Linked DNA regions of Mus musculus: all the other regions are linked to region 2. The links are chromatin loops, found by intact Hi-C in ENCODE. Cell type or tissue: left cerebral cortex. All regions are shown on one strand. Region 1 has its middle 20 kb from the start of Gm23058. Region 2 holds the start of Ranbp2 (RAN binding protein 2). Region 3 has its middle 12 kb from the start of Lims1.

What was found. Peaks named below come from ENCODE experiments on the same cell type or tissue, not always from the same donor. Only the 100,000 strongest peaks of a DNase experiment are listed, where the experiment ranks them.
Region 1: it touches region 2 in a loop (4-fold over the local background); 14 of 42 quality-filtered maps call a loop at or near these places.
Region 3: it touches region 2 in a loop (6-fold over the local background); 6 of 42 quality-filtered maps call a loop at or near these places.

Annotation. Positions count from the first base shown.
Region 1 is chr10:58,365,636-58,373,635 of GRCm38, reverse strand. It overlaps a transcript of Lims1 not described here. Among named protein-coding and RNA genes, the nearest start is that of Gm23058, 20 kb to the right of the region's middle. In left cerebral cortex, a CTCF peak has its summit at 4,564; DNase peaks (open chromatin) are centred at 906, 1,844, 2,007 and 3,282; H3K4me3 peaks cover 373 bases; H3K27ac peaks cover 4,374 bases.
Region 2 is chr10:58,441,780-58,449,779 of GRCm38, reverse strand. It overlaps Ranbp2 (RAN binding protein 2), which reads right to left and starts at 2,928. Exons shown (of 29, transcript NM_011240.3): 1 at 2,729-2,928. The coding sequence starts at 2,800. In left cerebral cortex, a CTCF peak has its summit at 520 (motif pointing left); DNase peaks (open chromatin) are centred at 2,411, 2,973, 3,590, 3,895 and 1 more place; H3K4me3 peaks cover 2,546 bases; H3K27ac peaks cover 1,861 bases.
Region 3 is chr10:58,378,685-58,386,684 of GRCm38, reverse strand. It overlaps a transcript of Lims1 not described here. Among named protein-coding and RNA genes, the nearest start is that of Lims1, 12 kb to the left of the region's middle. In left cerebral cortex, a CTCF peak has its summit at 3,885 (motif pointing right); DNase peaks (open chromatin) are centred at 3,590, 3,864, 4,515, 7,887 and 4 more places; H3K27ac peaks cover 6,015 bases.

The sequences.
Region 1 (8,000 bases), 76 kb after region 2:
ATGGCACATACTGTTGGCGCTTGTTTTTATTCTCCTTTAGAAGATCTGAGGTGCTGAAACTTGGGACACCTAACTTCATTACTCTCCTAATTCTTCTTAACTAATACTACAATACAACGAGTGGTAAATCCTATCTCTCTAAACTCATTAAAAAGTCTACCTTACCTACTTTTTCTGTTTTAACTGCACAGTCAATATGGAAAGTGCTTTTCCCAGTATTAGGAGACAAGAACAGCAGAAACACAAACCACTGTTATCATCACCAAGGAGCTACATAACCAAAATGGGTAGAAAAAATATTTTTCTTTAATTCATTGGAACAGACAGCATTTTTTTTTCTACATTTAAATTCTAGGGGATAAAAATCCCAGCACTTGGGTGGTAAAGGCAAGCGGATTTCTGAGTTCCAGGACAGCCAGGACTACACAGAGAAACCCCGTCTCGAGAAACCAAAACAAACAAACAAACAAAACAATTCTAGTTGTTTTAAAGATCACTATAATTATATAAATGAACTACCTCTTATATTACATAAGTATTTTAGGTCTGAAAATAAGTATAAAACAGTTTAAAATATTTTACAGATCTTGAATTTTTAAAACAGGAAATTCTAAGAAAACCCAATCTGAAATTACAACTATTTGTTTGTTTGCTAACTTCTCTCTTGAATTCTGAGTGCAAAAATCTGGCCTGTGACAGGGCTTGTAGGTTGGGCGTTCTTGCCTAGCATGTATGAGGGCCTGGGTTTGGACTGCTCCTCTCACAGGGAGAGATTACAAGTCAAATGTGTAACACTTCAAACTCAGAAGCCTTTACATTCTGTTGAATCCAGTGATTTCCAAGTGAATACAGTAAATGTTGCCAAGTCACTTTACACCGTAAGAAGGCATGCATGGACACTTGCCAGCATTGACAACAGTTCTTTTGTTATCAGGATCATCAAAAATTGGAGAAAGTCAATAATTTTCAAATAGGCATTTCTCTCTGAAAGTACAGGTCTCGTGACATAGCTGACCATAATGAGACACACGTTTTAAAAGCTTGTCAATTTCTTCCATGTCAACAGAGAACAAATGCAAGGTATAGATATCACGCGGCCATCTGGTCAGAATATTCAGATACTCTAATTCAAGAATAAATTACACTAGATACAGAAAATTATATTTTCCAAATGCTTCTTTTTACTGCAGCTTTCTGTCAGCAGGAAAACAGGAACACTTCCTATCTCCCTCCCCCGCCCCCCGCCCCCCCCCCCGTCCCCCCCCCCCCCCCGCGCCAAAAAAAAAAAAAGAAAGAAAGAAAGAAAAGGAAAGGAAAGGAAAGGAAAGGAAAGGAAAGGAAAAACGAAAAGCCAAATCCTCTTTCACAGTAACATGGGGCTTAATGCAGTAGCGACTTTCAGAATACCAAATCTAAAATAACTTCTTGGCAGTTACAGCAAAAAACTAAAAAATGTTGGTTTTAGATAAATTAAAGTTGAAACCCAAAACAACTAATCTTTTGCTAACTTGTTCTCCAGATTTTTGATGTCCATCACTGCTAAACTATATTCAGTAGTTCCACAACATTTCTTTGTTACATCACTTCAATAACAACCTTAGGAACCCTACCCAGCCCCCACACCAAATACTACAAACTACCTGACACATACTCAAAGTCTAATTTCTCACAAAAATCTGCTCTGATAAACCCAAACTGCTAGCTCTAGCCCCCAGGGAAAATCAATTCCTTCCCGTTGAGAAGCTAGTCTGGAGCTGCATTTAGAGATGCACCAGGAGCCCAGGTGTGGAGAAGAGCTGAGGAGAGTGGGAACAGGCTCCAGGGCCACAAGAGGCTCCTACCCAAAGAACAGGGATCCACTAGGCTGTGAATCCCGCTATAATCACAATCGCTACAACCGAGAGGAACCTTGACCCTTAGCCAACCCTGCACTCACCTCAGCTCTTCCTCTGCGTGCCCATTGACTCTCAGACTCTCAGGACGCTCTCGCCTTCTCCGGTAGAGGCCCGACTGTGAAAGCTCCTTAAGCTGTAGTGTGGTCATAGTTTTCTCTGCACAGCAATTAAGGATACTTGTGCTAGGCGAGCGAGCGTTGCCAGCTCAGAAAGGCAGTGTCCTCTGCCGAAGGACCTCAGCACACCTGACTCTGGGTTAGAAAGCTCCAGGCAAAGCAGGCCAGGCCAGTCGGCTGAAACACAGCTTCCTGTTTCTTGTTGTACACACCCTCCCCAGCAAGACATGACTTGCCTTATCTCTGGGCCCTGTACCTAGGGGAGGGGGAGTCAGTGACCCACACTGGCCCACGTGGTCACCAATAAGCAAATTTCTTATGAACAATGACAGCAATTCCTTTATAAAATCTCTCTAAGAGTCTTCTGAATTAAAGTTGGGGAAAAGCTCTAGCAAAGTAATGCTTAAAGGAGGGTCTGCCCTGTTTTATTTGCCAGGAAATCCATTAACATTTCAGACAGCTGTCAGTATAAAGAAATGCCTGGTCATCAGGAGCTCTTTGGGACATTTTCCCTGGGGGTTGGAGGGGAGTCAGAATTCCAAAGGAAACAGTCCAATTCCTTCCTCTCTCAGCATTCTGAATCCTCCTTAGAAGAGAAGATGGTGTCTAGGCCACCCCCTCCCCAGTAAATATTACTAAAAATTCATAAATGGGAGGAAGAGTGTTTCTTCTGCTAAATTCTGTTAAATGATTTTCAGATTCTATGTCTATTCTTGCTGAATAACCCCCAACTTACACAGCCTCCTCTGCAGGGTAACATTTATCTCCAGGTTGTCAGCCTATAAATGCCAATATTTATCTATGCATTTGATCTTGGGAAGCAAGGTGAAGGGGTTGCAGATCACAGAGGACATGGGAAATGCTGTGTCACCTGCTCCAATAATGTAAACAGTACATCAGGCAGGGTGCCACCCACCAGACCAATTAAGTCCCTCTCAGGACATACACCACAGCACAAATACAGGCAGGCTGCTGGCTATTTCTTAGCCAAAAGCTTGATTCATGGTTCTAGAAAATTTCTCTTTGAACACTTTGTACTGTTCTTTTCCTTTTAGACTGCTCTCAACAAGAATACAGAAAAGGACTTGAGAGTATAGTTCATTGAAGAGTGTTTGGTTAGCATGTACAAGGCCCTGGGTTCAATACCAGGCACTAAGAAACAAGATGTGTTTCAACAGCATAATGTAGCCAGTAGCATTACTTTTAAAAGAGGTGGGTGTTTGGCTTTGTTTTAAACTGATGCAACCCTGCCAACAAGGAAACAGCTTGTTGAAAGCTACTGACACAGGAAACAGAACTGTGTGGGATGGATCTTGTATGAAGAGTCTGTGGTTAAAAGGATGTGAAGACAGTCACAAAAAGACCAGTTCCAAGCTCTGTAACAAACAAGCTATGACAATTGCTGCCCTCTGACTTTTCAAATGGCTGGGCTGACAAGTAGGAATTTTAATAAGTCAATGCTTATGCTGCAATGAAACTGCTACAAAGAATAAAATGAAATTCTGAGCCATTGCTGAAGACTCTTTAAGCCATTGTCTTCATGAAGACAGATGGACAGAAAGGAAGAGAGGGAGACAGGGGAGGGGAGGGGAGGGGAGGGGAGGGGAGGGGAGGGGAGGGGAGGGGAGGGGAGGGGAGCTTTATCTTCTCCTCGACCTGTGCAGAAGCATACTGAGGTCCGACACACTGGAAAGGGAGCTAGATAAGAACACACAGGCACCAACAGAGATCACAAACTTCGGAAAAATACACTGGCCCTACACCAGTACCAGGTAGGATCACAGCCCTACCTCCAGTGCACAGTAGAGTGTATAATACAGTAGAACACAGAAGATCTTGGGTCTTTTAAAAAAATTGTTGTTGCTTTGTTTCTGGAGACAGGGTCTTGTACTATGTTGGCCTTATGGGCTTGAACTTGCTATATAGACCAAGCTGGTTTCAATCTCAAGAGACCTGCCTGCCTCTACCTCGAAACTGCAGGGATTAAAGGTGTGCACCATCATGCCCAGCCAGCCCCCTTTTATTTTTGAAGACAGGGTCTCATGTATCTCAGACTGGCCCTAAACTCATTAGGTAGGCAAAGATGTTTCTGAATGCCTTATCCCCCATCTCCACCTGCAGGTGCTAGGATTATGGGTGTGCATACACCAACTACTCCTGGTTGCCTGGTTTATACAATGCTGGGTATTCTTGTATGTTAATCAAGCTTTTTACCAGCCCCATCCCTCAGACCTGAGCTGCATATCTTCAGACCCTAGTTCTTTTTTTCCCTTCAAATACACTTTCCCATTGAAAAATAGTTACCAACTGTGCCTAAGTTTTCTGTTCAGATATAATTCAAAGGTTTTCAGTTTCAAGTTATCGTCTTTGCATACTTTTTACAGTGCAGAGAGGTCTAGACTTCCCCACGTGACTCTAAATAGAAAGCTTTCCATTTCTGCATTCTCAAGATTCTGACTGCCATTTCAGCCTTGCATTCAGTGTAGGATTCCTAACCTTTCCTTGAACACTTGTAATAGTGATCACTTCATAAAATTCCTAACTCTCTCCTGCTCCTACTGGCTAGAGAGAACAATGGTCCCCGCCAGCTGCTCCAGCCAGAGTTTTCCACCTGCGCTGTTTGTTGCATGAGCCTCATTACAACTTTCCATACCATTCTGTCCTTCCTAGCTTCCTAGATTCTTGTTGGATCAGGCATGAAATATCAATCCGCTCTAAAGTAATACCAACCGCTGCCATCCATGCTGACAGTTTCTTGTGTAGTTTTAATTTAAGCTCCTGACTGGAATGATTAAATACAAAGTTCTACTGCTGTGCAAGACCATTCTTCTCTCAGGCTGACTACTACCCAAGCTTTTCACATAGCTTTTCATCTTCTGGGAGCCAGGGACCTTTTGTGAATCTGATAAAAGTTTCTCACAGAAAATGCATGTGAGTACTACATTTTATAACAGTGTTACAAACAGATTCCTTCAAAACCCTACAGATAATTCTTCAGATCTTCCCTATATATACATTTGTTTCTCCCTTTTCTGAACACCTCCAACTCCCAGTGTGGGTCTTTTAAACTTCACCAGGTGTTCATTTGGTATCTGTCTGCTCAGCAGTGGGCTAATGCTGTTTGGGAAAAGTTTCTCTTGCCTGCTCTAAATTTCTCCCAGCCACCAATCTTCTAATCTATTCAAACTGATCTTTTAAAACGCAGGTCGATTGCTTATTGACCCTTCTTAAAAACCTTTCCCTGGCTCCACTGCCTTTATAACAGTATAAACAAAGAAAATGAGGTGTGTTATCTGGTGCCAGCAGAGCCTGCTCCTGGCTCCTTGGTCTTGACTCCAGGCAGTTCTTAGGACAGACTATTTCTCTCATTTCCTGGTTTCTCCAATGCAGCCTGTAAGTCTAGTAAAAGGATTCTAGCAGGGTTAGCTCCTACTCACCCCACTATATCTTGGGCAAAGTAGGAAGCCTTTAGATATCTCATAGGCTAATCAAACCCCCTTGTTCTATGGACCCTGTGCTCCCTTCTGTGTTCAAAACAACGTAGTATCACTATTTGGTATTTAGTTGTTTTCCTGAGACAGGATCATACTATGTAGTTCAGACTAGCCTCAAACTCATGATAGCCTGCTTGTTCCCTTAGAGTTTTGAAATGTTTTGCTCTTAGTATTCCATATTTTCTAAGTGGAATTTAAAATTTCATTTATTTATTTTGTTTTGCCTGCATGAACCTATACCACATGCATGCCTGGTGCTCATGAAGCCAGAAGATGGTGTCAGACTCCCTGGAATTGGAATTACAGATGGTTTAAACCATCATGTGGGTGTTAGAAATTAAACCAGGGTCCTTTGTTAGAGCAATGTGGTGGTTTGAATAGGAACGACTTCCAGAGAGTGAGTGGTGTATGTGTGGTTTGTGTGTGTGAATGCTTGATCCATAGGGAATGGCTCTATTAGAAGGTGTGGCCTTCTTAGAGGAAGTATGTCACTGGGTGTGGGCTTTGAGGTCTTATAAACTCAAGTCTGGGCAGTGTGACATAGTTTCTCCTTGCTGCCTGCAAATCCAGATATAGTACTCTTCATTTGTTTTGTTTTTTTGACAGATACAGTACTCTTGACTCTGCCTCCAGAACTCTGCCATACTCTGTCTGCACTCTGCCATGTTTCCCACCAAGACTATAATGCACAAAACCTCTGAAACTGTAAGTGAGCCCCAACTGAATGCTTTCCTTTATAAGAGCTACTGTAGTCATAGTCTCTCTTCACAGCAATAGAAACCTAAGACAAGCAATAAGTGCTCTCAACTGCTGAGCTACTGCTCTAGCCCCTGAGATTTTGAAAGATATACAAACTATAGTTTTAGAGTGTATTTCATGAAATTTCAGAGTCTATAAAACTGTAGATTTGAACAATACCTTCCACAAGTGTAAATATGGTAAGACTAAAAATTTGCCTAAATATTCATCTAACTTGTCAACTTACAGTTTTCAGCATTCTGTTACAATGACATCCCCCTTCAGGCACAAGAGGGGAAGAAGCCTAACTGAAACCCAACCATCGAAGTGGTCATTAGTGTTAAGGGATTATCTATTTCTTCTCCTTATAGTAACAGGAGCTACAAAGCAGCATCTATGCAGAACTGTAATTAACCAAGGTTCATTACCAGCATCTTTTATGCTGGTCCAGAAGGTCTATAAACTATATGAACAGCTGTGCAATTTCAGCCCATTAGTTTCTCTATGTGATATGCAATAAAAATAATTTTGTTTTATAACTAACTATGGATTTGATAGAGACAAATCCTCTTTTAGCCTAAGTTTTTATCTCATAAGATAATGAAAACAAACCAAAACAAAAAAGAAACCTCATTATGAGCTGGAGAGACGGCACTTACTTCACTTACCCTGGACCAACTTTAGTTCTTAATACTCATGCCAGGCAACTCACAACTACTTGCAACTCCAGCTCCAGGGGAGCCAACACCTCTGGCCTCATGGGTACCTGCACTCATGTGCACATACACTCTCTTAAACATAACTAAAAAAGAATAAAAATATCTTAAAAACATACTTTAATAAAGCAAAATTAGTGTTTTACATTATTTTCAACACTCATTCATCTTATATTTATTTGTCAAGCATAAGGTCTTCCTAAATAAGGTCTCTCAGGAGTGCTCTGTCATGAGATCCAGTGCTGCGGATCCAACAATTCAGTACCATTGCCAGTGGGTTCAAGGGCAAAGTAACTAGGGCCAGAACATACAAAACGCTAGTGTGGGGAACAGAAACGGGTGGGTTTCTGTGAGTTTGAGGCCAGTCTGGTATACACTGGGAATTCCAAGTCAGCCAGTGCTATACAGTGAGACCCTGTCTTAAAGAAAAAGAGGGGAGGGGCAAGAGAGAGGAAGGAAGGATGGAAAGAAAGAAGGAAGGAAGGAAAGACAGACAGACAAGAAGGCAATATCAACTATTAGAAACACTGTCCAGAACAGGGGGGAAAAAAATCACCAAAAAATGTGATCCACCTGTGGATAATGTTGCCAATGCCTCTGAACTCTGTAAAAGTTTCCTTTATCAAACTTTATAAGACACATCCAAGTGGACCAGCCATCAAAAACAGCCATCAAAAGCTCATGGAGTGCTGGTGAGGTAAAGGTACTTGTATGAAACTTAAGGACCTGAGTTTGATTCCCTAGGACCCAGGAAGAAGAGAACGGATTCCTGTAAGTTGTGCTTTGTGGTGGTCTGAGTAAGAATTCCCTCACACACACACCCTAGGCTCATATATTTGAATGCTTGGTCCCCAGTTGGTGGAACTGCTGGGAAGAGCCAGTAGGAAGGGCTTTGAGGTTTCAGAAGATTGGTGCCACTTCCAGTGTTCCTCCCTGTCTCCTGCTTATAGATCAAAATGTGAGCTCTCAGCTGTTTCTGCTGCCATGCTCTGGCTCTGCCATCACAGACACTAAGTCCTCTGAAATCATAAGCCCAATCCA
Region 2 (8,000 bases):
ACATTGGTGAGCAAGCACTCAAATGTTTTTATATCAATGTTTGTTGCATTATATGTATTAGGCAAAAGATATAAACAACCTAAGTGTCAATCAACAGTGAATGAATAACCACATGTAGCATACCTAAGGTAATATATAATCTTATAATGTTAACTTATAAATATCTTAAAAATTATCTTATAATATTAAAATATTCAGCCACTCACCGCTCCCCACAAAAAAGCTGGGCAGTGGTAGCACACGCCTTTAATCCCAGCACTCAATGCCACTATAGCAGAAGAAGCAGGCTGCTCTCTTGAATTCAAACTAGCCAGATCTACAAAGTTAGTTCCAGGATAGCCAGGGCTACACACAGAAACCCCATCTGAAAAACTATTTAAAGAATAACAATAGGGGCTGGAGAGATGGCTCAGCAGTTAAGAAAACAGACTGCTCTTCCAGAGGTCCTGAGTTCAATTCCCAGCAACCACATGGTGGCTCACAACCATCTGTAATAGAATCTGATGCCCTCTTCTGGTGTGCCTGAAAACAGTTACAGTGTACTCATATAAATACAAATAAAACCTTTAAAAGAAAAGATTAATAGTAGTAATAATAATAAGGAATTAATAAGGAATAATTCTCCCAACACCTGCTACAACATGGATGACCTTAAAAATATACTAACAGGACAAATATAAGATTCTACAAATGAAAAATAAAAAATAACCAAATTCATAAATAGAAAAAGAGGTCACCAGGAACACAGAAAAGAAGGGCCTGTGGCATTATTTCTTAATAGAACGCGTTTAGCATCATCTTTTTTAAAAATACAAAAAAAATTGGAAATAAGAATTATGACTGAGCTGGACATGATGGCGTACACGTTTAATCCCAGCACTTGGGAGGCAGAGGCAGAGGCAGGCGGCGGATTTCTGAGTTTGAGGCCAGCCTGGTCTACAAAATGAGTTCCAGGACAGCCAGAGCTATACAGAGAAACCCTGTCCAAAAAGAAAAAAAAAAAAAAAAATTGAACAATGGAACTAGTTAAAACAAAAAATGTCTTATAGTTGTCATACTATCCAAATCAATATAACCAACCCAACCAACCTTCGATAAATATTAAAAAAAAAATAGTAGCAGGATGTGGTGGCACACACCTTCAATCCCAGAACTTGGGAAGAAGAGGCAGGTGGATCTCTGTGAGTTTGAGGCCAGCCTGATCTACACAGTGAGTTCCAGAACATAATAGAAACTCTGTCTCAAAACAAAGAAAAACAACTCAAAAGTCATATTTGAATATGTAGAGACTTTGAAATGGTTCCTAACATAATTTAACAACCATTTACACATTTACATACAATTAATACAATAGTATTAGATACTTTAGTATGCTTTATCTGAAATGCTTGGCATTTTTAGATTTCAGGGTCTTGTTTTTTTAGATTTTTAAATATCTTCAAGCATGTTAGATATCCTGGTAACAAATCCTAAATCTAATATAAACACATTTATCTAAAATGTACACCTTATAGACAGAAACCCAAAAGCACTTTCATATAACTCTTGTACCATGGCATTCTGATTTTGATCCATCAGAGGAAACTGGGTGTAAAATTTCCCACTTTGGGCATACCAGCACTAAATGAACTTGAGACTTTTAAAATCGCTTTGGGGGAGGGGTTGTAGATTTGCTGGACTGGATTATTTAACCTGCAGAAGCCATCTAAAGAAGAGACTTTAAGTAACAACAACAACAACAACAAAAATTATGCCATTTGACTTGTATGTTCATGAACTTTGGTTTATATAGATGACCATAAAACCCTCAGAGACAGAATGTAAAATATATATATATATATATATATATATATATATATATATACACAACTGAATTGGGCGTTTGTAAACAAAAATTGAAGCCCTCTGACTCTTTGTATCTCAAAGTCTGCCCTAAATGTTAACACGAATCATCCTCGGTAACACTAAATAACACTAACAAGGTCAAAATGCCGTTTACTGATGAAGAGTCTATACTGTACCAAGTTAGTTTACCAATGGTAGAACTTGATTGTTCAACACACCCCTCCCCCGCCCAAAAAATAACTGACTGTAGAGCCTCTGTACATCTCTCTCCACCGGCCAACACTCTTTAAGAACCCAAAATAAACACAACGTTAATGATCTTAAACACACACACACACACACACACACACAAAACACGTTGCGAAATAACGTTAGAAATGTTAAGGTATTGCAACTACCGCCTAGAAGGAATTCCGACTAGCAGCCTCCAAAAGGGGTTTGGGGAAGCGGGGCACAGCACTAGAAGACTTAAATTATGGGCCTTCCGTGTCGTTTATGCTGACGCGCCCTTCCTTCCCGCCCTGCTTCGTCCGTGGAGCCACCCACACAACCGTGCAAGCCCACCGCCGCGCGGTGTCAGCCTCCCCCCGAGACACGGCAGCCGTGACAGGGCCTAGCTATCCGGGAGACCGACGACGCCGGGCGGGCGGGCGGGCGAACCCCGCAGAGCGCCCCACGACGGCCTACGGAGCGGAGGCCGAAGAAGCCAGGCCCGAGTGGGCCCGCGGATAGCCATGAAGAGGAAACGCTGGCGGCCGCAGTCCCCACGCCTCCGGTGCTCAGCAGCGCCACGCCGCCCGCGACCGCCTCCACTCCAGCGGGGAGCCGAGGCCGCCGGGAGCCATGACACCGGCGCCACCGCCACCGGACCAGACCCGCTTACCTCTCGGGGCGACGGGGCGGAGCCCTGCACCGAGGCGATGTACCGCTCCACGTCGGCCTTGCTACGCCTCATCGCGCCGCGGACCAGGCTCCCCAGGAGCGGCAGACCAGCCCTGGGGCCTACAGCGACTGCGGGCTCCAGGAGGTGAGCGCCGAACACCGGTGACGCAGCTCCGTCGCGAACGGATGGGCACAGGGCGTGCGGCGCGCGTCATCACTGTGCGCCGCGCTGCGGCCTGGAGCGCCTGCTCGCTGTCACCCCGCCACGCCCGCGCTCCAGACCACGTGACCGTTTCGCAAACGATCGAGACGAACTCCCTTTCCCCGGGAAAGGCTTTATAGATTTCACTGGTGCTACGTCACAAAGCGGACCTAAAATGGCAGTGCCCTAATAAATCCGACCTTTTCGGGTGCTGCATCTGGTCAACACTTGATTTCCTTCTAAAGAGACAAACGTCGTCATTGCCTCCGGTTTCAGCAGAATAAAGGTTAATATTGGTTGAACAGTGTCTTTATGCTTAGATAAATCGGAGTGGAAATATTAGCGTTACGTGATGAGATGCACCTCACGGGGTAGTTGACGGTTAGGGGCAGAGGAGGAAGTGGTGGCTTTCCTGGCAAACAGAAACAGGCTTCACGAGGTTTTAAGAAATGATGACTTTAGGTTTCTGTTTGGGTAAGAATCGAGGCGGCCGTTAGGACGCTGTCAGCAACAATTGCCTTCAGGGGCCTGTTTTGTGACTTAACAATGAGCAGAACAGATTATATTAGAATATTAAAAGTAATAATCTCTTCGTGCTAGAGAGATGGCTCCGCAGTTAAGAGTGCTTGTTGGTCCTCTGAAGGACCGAAGTTCAGTTCTCAGCAGCCGGTTCCAGGGCATCTATCTAAATCCGGGTTCTGACCCCCGTAGAACCCACACACACACGTCCTCATGTACACACACACACACACACACACACAAAGTTTTAAGTAATAGTCTCAAGATTGTGAATAAACTGTCGTAAACGACAACTGCTGAAAAGAACCTTTGTCTGCAAAGACTGATCAAAACCGCAGTGGAGAGGTTAGAGTGGTGCAGTTCCAGATGTTAAATACCTTATTGTCAGATACAAAGGGTACCCCACCCATCCCCCAAAAATGCCACTGACTCCAAAATTGGATCTAACTTAGACTCAGTCTGGACTGTGGAGGATTTCTAGTGGTTAGGAAAAGCCTGCATTCCTTAGTAACTTGTGAAACTGTTTCCTATCTACCAAAGGAGTAATTTCCCTTACCTCTGGCAGAAATGGATTTACAGCTCTGCGCTAGCCCCCAGGCTCCCCAGTCCATACTTACAAGTACTTGTTATACAATTCAAAGCCCCCTTGCCAGCATCCTGGCTCTTTGCTTCCCTCCTCCCCAGATACATATTCCCCCATCTCCCTTCTCTCAGCTTTTCCTGAGAGAGACAACCTTTGTTGTTTGGAATAAACTTTACCTTGTCTACCCAAAGAGTGGCCGTTTCAGTCTCTTTACTGTGCCCCTTGCCCTTGCATACACTTACCTTGGACTAGGTTAGTCCCAGAACAGCATCTTGCTCACCTCTGTGTCAGAACTAACATTCTGTAAACTATAGATTAAAAATCATTGGAATCTATTAACTTAGCAGACTACCAGCTTCTACCAGCAAACAGCCCAAAATGTCAGCAGTGTCATAGGACTATAAAAAGCTTCTCCGCCTTACTGTTACTACATCTCTCATATATCAGGATATATGTTAAGCTTACCTTTATTTATATGACTTTCTTTATTCTATAAAACTTTTTCATGTTGGGTGATGGGGCTTGAGGTAACCTAAATCTGTGTTCCCAGGCTGTGTGCTTTATAAACACAGTATGATGTGGCAGGAGAGGGTGTCTTAGTGAGCCCATGTTGAGGGGTCCCGCTGAGGTGTCAACCATAGGACAGTCCTAGTATATAAAAGGAAGTTTACTTGAGGCCTGGAAGGGAGCAGAGTCTGGAGAAGAGAATAAAGTCAGAGAAAAGAAGAAGACAGTGAAGGACAGAAAAAGAAAGAGAGGAAGAGAGAAAGAAGGGAAGAGACAGGCCGGGGACATGTAGGAAGAGAGAGCATAGATGGAGAGAAAGAGGAAATAAAGAGAGGAGAGAGAGAGAGAGAGAGAGAGAGAGAGAGAGAGAGAGAGAGAGAGAGAGAGAGAGAAGCTTGAACATTCCTTACATGCCTGACTCCTGGCTTGTACCTGGCCATTGCCAGGTAACTGTTGGATGAAGCCTAGAAGATATGCTAACATTCCTCCATTTTGGTTTAATTGAAAAGAGAAATTAGAGATGATGGTGGGTCAGGAGTAGGATGTCATATTCTTTAGCTACTTCCTGCTGACTCTGGGGCAATGGGTGAGTGTACTGGCTAGTTTTGTGTCAACCTGACACAAGCTGGAGTTATCACAGAGAAAGGAGCTTCAGTTGAGGAAATACCTCCATGAGATCCAACTGTAAGGCATTTTCTCAATTAGTGATCAAGGGGGAAAGGCCCCTTGTGGGTGGGACCATCTCTGGGCTGGTAGTCTTGGGTTCTATAAAAGAGCAGGCTGAGCAAGCCAGGAGAAGCAAGCCAGTAATGAACATCCCTCCATGGTCTCTGCATCAGGTCCTGCTTTCTGACCTGCTTGAGTTTCCGGTCCTGACTTCCTTGGTGATAAACAGCAGTATGGAATTGTAAGCCAAATAAACCCTTTCCTCCCCAACTTGCTTCTTGGTCATGATGTTTGTGCAGGAATAGAAACCCTAACTAAGACAGTGAGTCTTTTGGAAACCTAAGAAAATTGGGATGGGAATGCTGGCCAAGTTTTGGGATAGCTGGGTGTTTCATTGCTGTCCAGGGTCTGTGGGACCATGGGCAGGTAGAAAGGCACAGGCCCAGTAGAGGCATCTGGGAGGGTAGACCAGAGCATCTATGGGTTGCTTCTCTGGAGCTGTCCTGGGTGTAGATTTTGAGCAAATGCCTGGATGTGGCAGGATGCTGAAACAAATATACATATTAGAGGCAGAAAATAAAGTTAAGTAGGTTCAGAAGAAAAACCTTTTCTTAGGTATACATTTAAAACCCTTAGGTCTTGGTGGTTGGGGGCAGGGGAGGAATCCTATCCTCTGGAATAGGCAGCAGGTGGCAACTTGCTATTGATTGGCAGGGATACGTATCCAGATGGAGTCTGTGTGGTCCATGAAAATAGATCCAAGTGGGTTTCCTGGAGCTTGTAAGAATCTTTTTAAGTTTACAATAAAGAGAAATTTGTTAACAGCTTAAACAATCTTTAAGGTGAGCTCAGGAAAGACAAAATTTCTATGAAACAGAAAGGGGGGGCAAGAGGGGCTTTCCCCCTCTATCCAGAAGACTGAATGCACACACATTTAACATAATTCAACATTTTTAAGTTTATATTTAAAAGACAAAGGAAACTTAAAATTTTGATGTTGGGTTGGCGAGATGGCTCAGTGGTTAAGAGCGCCGACTGCTTTTCCGAAGGTCAGGAGTTCAAATCCCAGCAACCACATGGTGGCTCACAACCATCTGTAACGAAATCTGATGCCCTCTTCTGGAGTGTCTGAAGACAGCTACAGTGTACTTACATATAATAAATAAATAAATAAATAAATAAATCTTTAAAAAAACTGTTAAAAATTTTTTGATGTTGTGAATATGACAGTTGATCACATAGATTTAGCTTGAGAAATATCTTTAGTCTATAGTTAAAAGACAAAGCAAACCTAAAATTTTGAATTTGTGATTATGAAAGTGGATCAAATAGTGGGATGTTTTATTAGAGTTAGGCAATTTGTCAGAACCCCATTAATTAATGTTAGGATTCAAACTTTTGAAGCCCTAGTATAACAGTGGCATAGTGAGGGGGAGAAATTTGAAGTATTTTTGTATCTTAAATCATTTTTTTAATCACCACCCAAGTTTTTTATGTCCTCCAACCTTTATATCTTGCAATTATCGACCTCAAAACACCTTCCTAGACCCTCGAATATTTTTTAGATTTTTTTTGTTTTTGTTTTTGTTTTTTGTTTTTGTTTTTTGAGACAGGGTTTCTCTGTATAGCTCTGGCTGTCCTGGAACTCACTTCGTAGACCAGGCTGGCCTTGAACTCAGAAATCTGCCTGCCTCTGCTTCCCGAGTGCTGGGATTAAAGGCATGCACCACCACACCTTGCTTAGGTGTTTTTTAGATCCTACTAACTTAAGCTTTTATATCCTCAGACCTTGCATAAAGTTTACACCTTTTTAAAATCCAGTTATTTTTCATAAAATGTATGTGGGTGGTTGATCATAAGGGAAGAGAAAGAACAAAGGGAAGATTTGGTGTGAAGGTAAGAAAAAACCTTCAATTTTCTGGATTGCTGGCAATAACTGTTCAGGTTGCTTGTAATCACAGGATCAAAAAAGCCATTAGGTGGTTATTTAGTAGTTTTCTAGTGGGCATTGGGGCCAAGTCTGACTGTGAAGGTGTACTAGTCTGGAAGCCTTTAGATCAGGCATTAGTTTTAGGGGCTTTAGGTTCTCCAGGAGGCATCCCATTGGAGAGCCTGAAGGCACTAACAAAGATGTAATAATGGCCATGGGGGAGGAAAAAGGTTATTATTTTTACCATTTGCAAGAATGGGGGTACAAACTGGCTGACCAGGTTATCACGTGACCGTCAGAGACCAGGGCAGATGCCCTGAGACACAGGTCACCCAGTATGGGGATATTGGAGCTAAAAGGAAGGGGTTCTGCCTCAGAAAAAGAGAAATCTTCTCAAGGGAAGAGGATCTATGGTGTATGTGGGGGGGTCATTGAGAATGGTCATCCGTGGAGAGAGAGGGAGAGAGGGAGAAGAGAGAGAGGGAGAGGGAGAAGGGGAGAAGAGAGATACACAGAGAGAGGGAGGGAGGGAGGGAGGGAGGGGGAGAGGGAGAAGAAAGAGAGAAGGAGAGGGAGAGAGTGAGGAGAGAGAGAGAGGAATGGTCCTTATGTTGAAGTTCATCAAAAGACCCTTGCTCAAAGACCACAGAGACCACCATCACTGCAAACCACAAGAGGTTTTTTTTTATTATTCCAACATGTTGGGGGACCCCCCCCCCGCCTCAGCACGCAGGCCAGAGGAGAGACCCCAAATGAACAAAGAACATACTTTTTATACCTTTGTAAGGGGCAGATTTAGGCAACAGGGTAGCTGGCTTATTCTAATTGGGGTAGCAAGTAACCTTTTCGGGCATTGTTTGGTTTGT
Region 3 (8,000 bases), 63 kb after region 2:
TGCAAGTTCAAAGCCAACTTGGTGTACATGTAGCAAATTCCAGGACAGCCAGGGCTATGAGACACTGTCTCAACACACACACACACACACACACACACACACACACACACACACACACGGGTGGGGGAGGATTGGGGAGGGACAGAAGGAGGGGTGCGTGGCAAGCTGGCCATTGAGTCCAGGAGATCAACAAGCTCTGGCTTAAATGAGAGACCCTATCTCAAAGAATAATCGAGGATGATGCCGCGTATTAACCTGTGTTTCCACATGCATGTTCAGACATGAACACTTCTATACCCATGTGCATACATACTTGCAAACACATATGAAAGAAAACAAAACCAAGGATGACAACTTCTGAGGTTGGCCATTGGCTTCCACATATCTGTGCACACATGTTTACCATCCCACCATGAACATGCAAACACATCAGCACAAATGCAAAAGAAATCAAATTTATAGTAAAAGTTTAGCTTTAACATGTCATTATTCATCCACCTATCCATTCATTCTTCTGCATTGTATTAGGTAGCATAGTATAGAGATGATTTAAAATGAAAGTTTGGTAAATTTTATGCAAGGACCAGGCCATTTTCTAAGGGGCCCAAGCAACCACAGGCTTTGCTATCCCATGGGCATGATGGTACAGCAGAGGTGGAGGTGTAGAGAAGTGCTCTGGAACCATCCCCACACCACAGTGAGTGATAACTGTGGAATGGGAGAGCTAGAAACTGCTTATTTATTCTAAATCCATCACGAAACTAAGAACTTAGCAGCAACTACCACTAGGATGAAGCCTCTTCAATTGCTACAAAAGATCTGGGTGCCATATGGGGTATTCAAATCAATTAACATGGCCTAGTTACATTACTACTTGGCAGAACTATTTCCCTGTAATTCTCTACTTGGCTTAAGTGGAAAATTTCATCTGATTTTCCCGGGACTACTGAAAACAACGCAAGTGAGAGAATGGAGACGGAAAGCTCTTCCCCGTTTCCAGTTTGTAGGACAATGTAATATGTTTTCTTTCAAGACAATAAGGAAGTAGGCAAAGCTCAAGCAGAAATGGATGAATTTTCAGATAATATGCCTTTTGCCTTATTTTTAAAATTGCTTCTTAATTGTGTAAGGCAAACAAATTCATCACATGGAGAAGAGTGAAAAAGTGGTTAACACAAGCTTTCTTAACTGAGCTGAAGCTGAATAGCGATGCATACATTTACGTCTGTATTAGTATTACCACGATGTTTACTACGGTTATTAAAAGGAAATAAGAGCACTCTGACTTTACTGTATCATTTTGTTTGCTTGTTTTGTTAGGACCGAGTTGCTCTCTGTTGGAATGTACTCTGCAGACCAGGCTGGCATCCAACTAAGATTCGACTGTATCCGCCTGGGTATTAGGACTAAAGATGTGTGCTAATGCTGCCCACAACTTTATTGTATATTAACTATAACCCAGAGAGAAAGTTTAAAAAATCATTTAAAAACATGAAAATATGAAATGTGTGGATTAAAGTACCAGTTTTCAACCCTGCACCACCAATGCCCCATGCCAGGATGCCTGGTATAAGGCTATTTACATATAACTGTTCCTAAGAATTGACCACTGAAATAAAACATGTAAAATAAAGGAGGTAGCTTTGATGTCGTAGTTATATAGTAGCACGTGGCTGACCTTATGATATTTGAGGAGATATTCATAAAGGAAGTGAGTGTGATGCTATCCGACCATAGGCTGGAAACTTGTCAGGAAGTACACTAGTAGATACTTTGTCCCATAATCAATAATTCAAATCTGCTACTATCAGGTGCGGCAAGAACTCCTCTCTGGTGTCTGCAGAATAGAGAGGCCACTCAGATCAGGCAAGATGCAGCAAGGGGCTGCCAAGGACCTGTGACAGAACCATGTGTGCCAGCTCCACAACATCAGAAATGCCCCAAACTGGCTTAAATAATGCACATCAATACTGCAGCTACCCAACCCTATCCAGTTTAACAAGTAACAATAGCTTACTTTGGGGTCTATTTCTCACGAAGCACCTCTAAGTGATTCACATAACAAAACCCTATCTGCAAAAGATGTGATTGTGTAAAAGACGCCCTAGGTCGGGAGAGTGGAAGAGAGAGACAGAAACAAATCAAGCTCATGCTCTTCCTTTATGTCCCTCTCTGACAGTAACATTCTGAAAACTGTGTACAGAGAAAGTAACAGCACCTACGTTTCCTACCTTTCCACAAAAACACAATGCCAAACAGCTGCCTTTTCTCTATGATGACACATCCTTACCATACTGGTAACCTACTGTGAAAAGGAGATGAGCTGCCAAATGTGTAGAGAAAATCATAACCATTAATGGCAGAACACTGAGAAATGTCGTGAACAACTGGTAGGCTGGGCAGGATGAGTAGCCTGCACATTTCATTTTGTAAGTTGGATTTGCACTTCCCTGTCACCCAACAATGCCTTATATCCTCTAGAGGAAATGTATAACTGTCAAAGAATCACTATTATTCTCCTCAGCTAGAACCTCCATATCCCATTCAATTAGCCTGACTTTAGAGAAACCGAACACTGTGTTCTGTATGCAAGTGCCTCAAAGCTGGATCTCTTGTCTCTGTCTAAAGGTGGATGACTGAGCACCCTCTCCATATTCCATCAAGCATTCTGCTAAGAGGCAGAGGGCCAACACTGACAGGTTGACAGGTACCACCCCTGCTGACACCCATACAGCTCAAGAGGTCTTTAGCATGATTGTGCTTTAGAGACAGCTCCCGTAACTAATCACTGCAGTGAACTCCTGAAGCCCCACACAAATTTGGAGTGTTGGATCAACTTAAACAATTTTTTATATTTCCCTCAGAGGTTAGGAGGCTTTGCTGTGATTTTAAAAATATTTTTCCTAGAAACTAGTCCTCTAGTGATTCCTTTACTGCTCATAACATCTTTTATTCCTATCATGATGAATTAACATATTATCACCTACTTCCAAACATCTTTTTAGAAAGATACAAAGCCACATTTGAGAAAGCTCCAAATATAGAATAACGGTATTTTTAGCTGTGTTGACCTAAGAGATGCCCAAGTTACCAGGGAAACCATTTGGCACAGGCAGGAGCTCTTTATATGGCCATGGTGCCAAGCAGCAGCAGCAGCAGCAGCCGCCTGTCAGGCTCTAAGATACATTCTTATTTTAGTTCTGACTCAGCAGAGCTTTCTCACTGAACACAACCGCCAGCTACACTGTGACAGGAAGTTAGTGGGAGTTTTTATTCTTCACTAAACTTAATTTGAGCCCCACTTCACTGATAAGAAAAAAAGAGAACCATGAAAATATCAGTATAGAGGACAGAAGTAAAACACTTCATTCAAATCAAAGGTCTTTCCTGTTCATATCCCTGCATCTCTCATTTTCATCTACTTTCTTGATACAGAATATATATCTACCAGCATCAGAGAAACTGAAAAACCTTTCTGCAAAGTCACAAGATACCTTCCCTTCATGAGCTTTACATTTTGTGACGCACAGAGAAAGGCAATAAGTATTTTAGCTGCCATAACTCAGATTCTTTACCATAAATGTGATAAAAGATGGCGTGGGAAGGACATAACAAGACCCTAGGAGTCTGATGTTGACCAGATGGTGCAATTACACTGACAGCCAGTTTGCAGCCTGGGCTGCAGTCTCGTTAAGATTCAAATACTCTTTGTTCTGTCCCCTGAAACCAGGTCACATGGTTATGAGGGTCTTTATTCAATTCTTTCCCTCTTTCCCAGAGGTATTCTATAATCCTGGCAACTCACATCCTGTTGGGAAGTGAAATATTGCTGAACCCTGGCTCCCTACATCTTAGCTTTTAAAAGCAGCACTCGGGTTGTCAGTAGAGGGCACTGGAAAGAAGCCTCAGGCTTTGGTTCTCTGGGCCTGCAGAGAGCAGTCACAGATAACCAGACCTTTGGAGAATTCTGCAAGATATAAGTAGGAGATGGTTATGTGTTGTAAGCTTCCCCTAGGAAACTCTTACCTAAGCCCTTGGAACACTTGCTATCTCATGGCAGCTCATCCTATTCTATTGCTACACCAACAGCATCTACTAAGATCTGGCCTGGAGAGAGACAGTTTTCTATAAAGATAGCTAACCTGACAAGAGTCCTCCTTTCTAGATGAGTAGAGGACCAGAGCTCAGTCTCCAGCACCCACATCAAGCTCCAGATCCAGGGCATCCAATCCTCTCTTCTTGCTTCTATGGGCATTGCCCTCACAGGCTATATATTCACACAGGGACATGCACATACATACAAATAGAACTAAAGAAGTTATTCTTTTTAGATACCACACTTTAAAAAGCAGGTACTTTCTTTTCTCTGTTGAACTAAAACCAACAGAGGAAGCCTGTGGTCAGGATCCTATAGTTGAAGAGTTCTCAGACTTTTAGGATCCTTACCCAACATGAGGAACTTGTCTCACTTAGAAACTTAAAACAGCCATATTTGCTGCTGAAAACTAGGAAGAGGTGGGAGGAGTGGGTAGCTCAGTAAAGTACAGTTCAGTGAAACAGTCAAAGAGAGTTCTCAGAAGGACACATAAGAGGAGGACAGCTGAGGAACTTGAGGTCTTCGCTGAGTTCTCTTTGCTTCAGCAGATGAGGAAGCACCACTGCCAAGATGTAATCAGGACACTGTGCATGGGAAAATCAGCCCCAAGCACACTATGCAAAAGGCAATGCAATGGTCTATAGATATTTCTGCTATGAAATAAGCTCTTATGAAATGACATATCACACCTCATTCTCACTTTTTAAAAAAGATTTATTTATCTATCAATCTATTTATTTATTTATTTATTTACTTAATGTATGCGAGCACACTGTAGCTGTACAGATGGTTGTGAGCCTTCATGTGGTTGTTGGGAATTGAATTTTAGGACCTATGCTCGCTCTGGTCAGCCCTGCGCACTCTTTATCATTAGACATAAATACACTGTAGCTGACTTCAGACACACCAGAAGAGGGCGTCAGAACCCATTACGGGTGGCTGTGAGCCACCATGTGCTTGCTGGGAACTCAGGAGCTTCGGAAGAGCAGTGAGTGCTCTTACCCGCTGAGCCATCTCTCCAGTCCCACACCTCATTCTCTTTTCCCCCTCCCCACTATCCTCTCCCAGTCATAAAAATTAAATCCAACAATAGGTAGACCTGAGTCGTAACAGCAGAATCAAGCCTTGTCACCAGACTTTCTTTTTGCTCTTATATATAATTTAGCAGAAGACAGGAGAGTGACTCAAGTGTCCTAAGAACTCTGTTTAGCATGCTTTCTCCTGCCCATTCTGGTTAAGTCCTTGAGGACATTGCTTCTTCCTTCTATTCACAGCACCTGGTCCTCTGCTGCCATAGCAGTGGTGACAGCTCGCATCCAGTTCCCCCAGTTCTCATCTCAACCATAAACCTATTAGAATGGTGTGCAAGAGAGAATCTAGCAAATGGCTGGGGAAAGAATACTATGGAGCTCAGGTGGATTACAATTGTTTCAGTTATTTTGTAACTGAGTTAGAACATAGACAGGCACCATGTGGGTTACATTTGTGTGCACACTTAACATTTAATTACTTAAAGACTGCAAAAAGAAGCTGAGCATGGAAGCTCACATCTGTAACTCCACTACTCAGGAGGCAGAAAGAGCCAGAGGATCATGGTAGGTCCAAGGCCAACTTCATCTACATAGTTCTAGGTAAGATATAGTGAAATAACAAGTGCAAGAATTCGTCTCAAGCCGGGCAGTGGTGGCGCATGCCTTTAATCCCAGTACTTGGGAGGCAGAAGCAGGCAGATTTCTGAGTTCGAGGCCAGCCTGGTCTACAAAGTGAGTGCCAGGATAGCCAGGGCTATACAGAGAAACTCTGTCTCGAAAAACCAAAAAAAAAAAAAAAAAAATCGGCTCAAAAACAAAACAAAAAACAAACAAAACCCCAAACAAATCTTGAAATTAAACTCAAGCCTTTATACAGAACTGCTATCAGTGATTTTAGTTCAAAACAGCAAATGCACTTAGTCTGCTGCCTAACAGGACCTTTTACTTGAACTTTGAATCAAGCATTAGTAAAAATAATCTCTTTCACAATTCAAATATAAGAAAGCAAGATTTAATAAAAACTAACTTGGCACAATGTCCAATGACTCCTATAGGAAAACAGACACAGATGTACTAATTAGGAGTTCTATTGCTATGATAAAATACCAAGACCAAAAGCAACTTGGGGAGGAGGGGCTTTACCTGCTCATAACTCTCAGGTCATACTCTACCACTGAGGGAAACGTGGGCAGGAATCTAAAGGTAGGAACGAGGAAGCAGGAGCTGAGGCAGAGGCCATGGAGGCATGCTGCTTACTGGCTTACTCCTCAGGACTTGCTCAGTTTGCTTTCTTATACACTCAGGACTGCCTGTCCTGGGTAGTGCTATCCACCATGAGCTGGGACCTTCCATATCAATCACGAATCAAGAAAATGTCCCCCTACACACACACCTGCCTATAGACAACCTGATGGAGAATTTTCTCAACTGAGACTCCCTAGAATAGTTTAGCTTGTATCAGGGTGACAATAAAACCAACCAGGACAGAAGACACATTTTCAAAGAGGTGAGGATCTTGCAACCATCCAAAAGATGAACCGCTCACTGAGAATGGTTCAAATAAACTAGTAAAATGACATGGGAGTGAAAAGCTGTCCCATCAATAATAACAGGTATCTATGCTGGCTGTACCACACATCAGTGATTTATGGCTGCAGCTGCTACTCAGTAGCAAAGGAGGCTCTGGACTTGGCCCCCAGCACTACAAAGCAAGTAGATAAGCTGGGTGTGGTGGTCTATAACTGTAATCCTAGCACTAAGGTGGGCAGCTGAGACAAGAAGAGGAATCTGAGGCAAACCTAAAGAATAAGTTCAAGACCAGTCAGGGCTACATAGTAAGATCATGTCTCCAGAAACAAACAAACAAACCCCCAAAAATTAAGAAATAAAACCATACATATAAACAAACAAACAGCAAAAAGCCAAAACGAAGAAGTACACAATTTTTTACCCCTTTTAAGGATGGCCAATACTAATCTAGTATATTAGAGCAAATGACCACAAGATTTTTTTTCAGAGATAACCTATCTATAAATCTTCTCTGAAATATAGGAAATCATTCTGTTAAAATAAAGCAATCCAGAAAGATATGTACCCTATGTTTTTCTCTCACATGTGGGACAGCCCAGATTTATTTATACACACACACACACACACACACCACTCATGCATGTGTCATCAAACTACTAAGAGGTTCATAAGAGGGAAAGAAGAGATCTTAGGTTAGAGTAACAGATTCAGAAGTGGGGACTATCTGTGGAAAGGAAGGAACCAACCAGTGTAATAAGTGGAAGAGCAGAGAGGGAGAAGACATTAGAATACAGTACAATGGACACACACACACATGCCACAATGAAACCATTTCTTCATATTTTAATTTAAACCTAAAAAAACCCTTTAAACTCTAAATTTAAAATTTCTTAAAAGGTAGACTTAGAGATAAGATATTAGGAAAAAAGGGGGAAGAAAGAAATTTAAAAAGTAATTCAAAAGGGTAAGACTCCAATTGTACACTGCTGTGGTGATTGCATATTTACTCCCATGTGACAGGCAAAGCTGCTTCCTGGAACGGAGTGGTGGTGGTGGTGGTGGGAGTCTCCTGGCATACTTGATTACTCTGAGCACGAATATATTCAGAAAAAGTTTTGTTACTGCTCCTGTTGCAATGCCCCTGCTCTCTTATTCAGAAACGGAAACGCCACCAGCTCTGTAGGCACAGATCATCTCCAGGCACGACATACAAAAGCACAGACTTATACACTTGCTCATATAAAGAGACTTTAACAGGTCTTAGTATTTTCATTTGAGTTTAGGCAGCATGAACCATTAGTCATTAGTTATATTTGGTTTTAGAGTTGTATCTACATTTACTT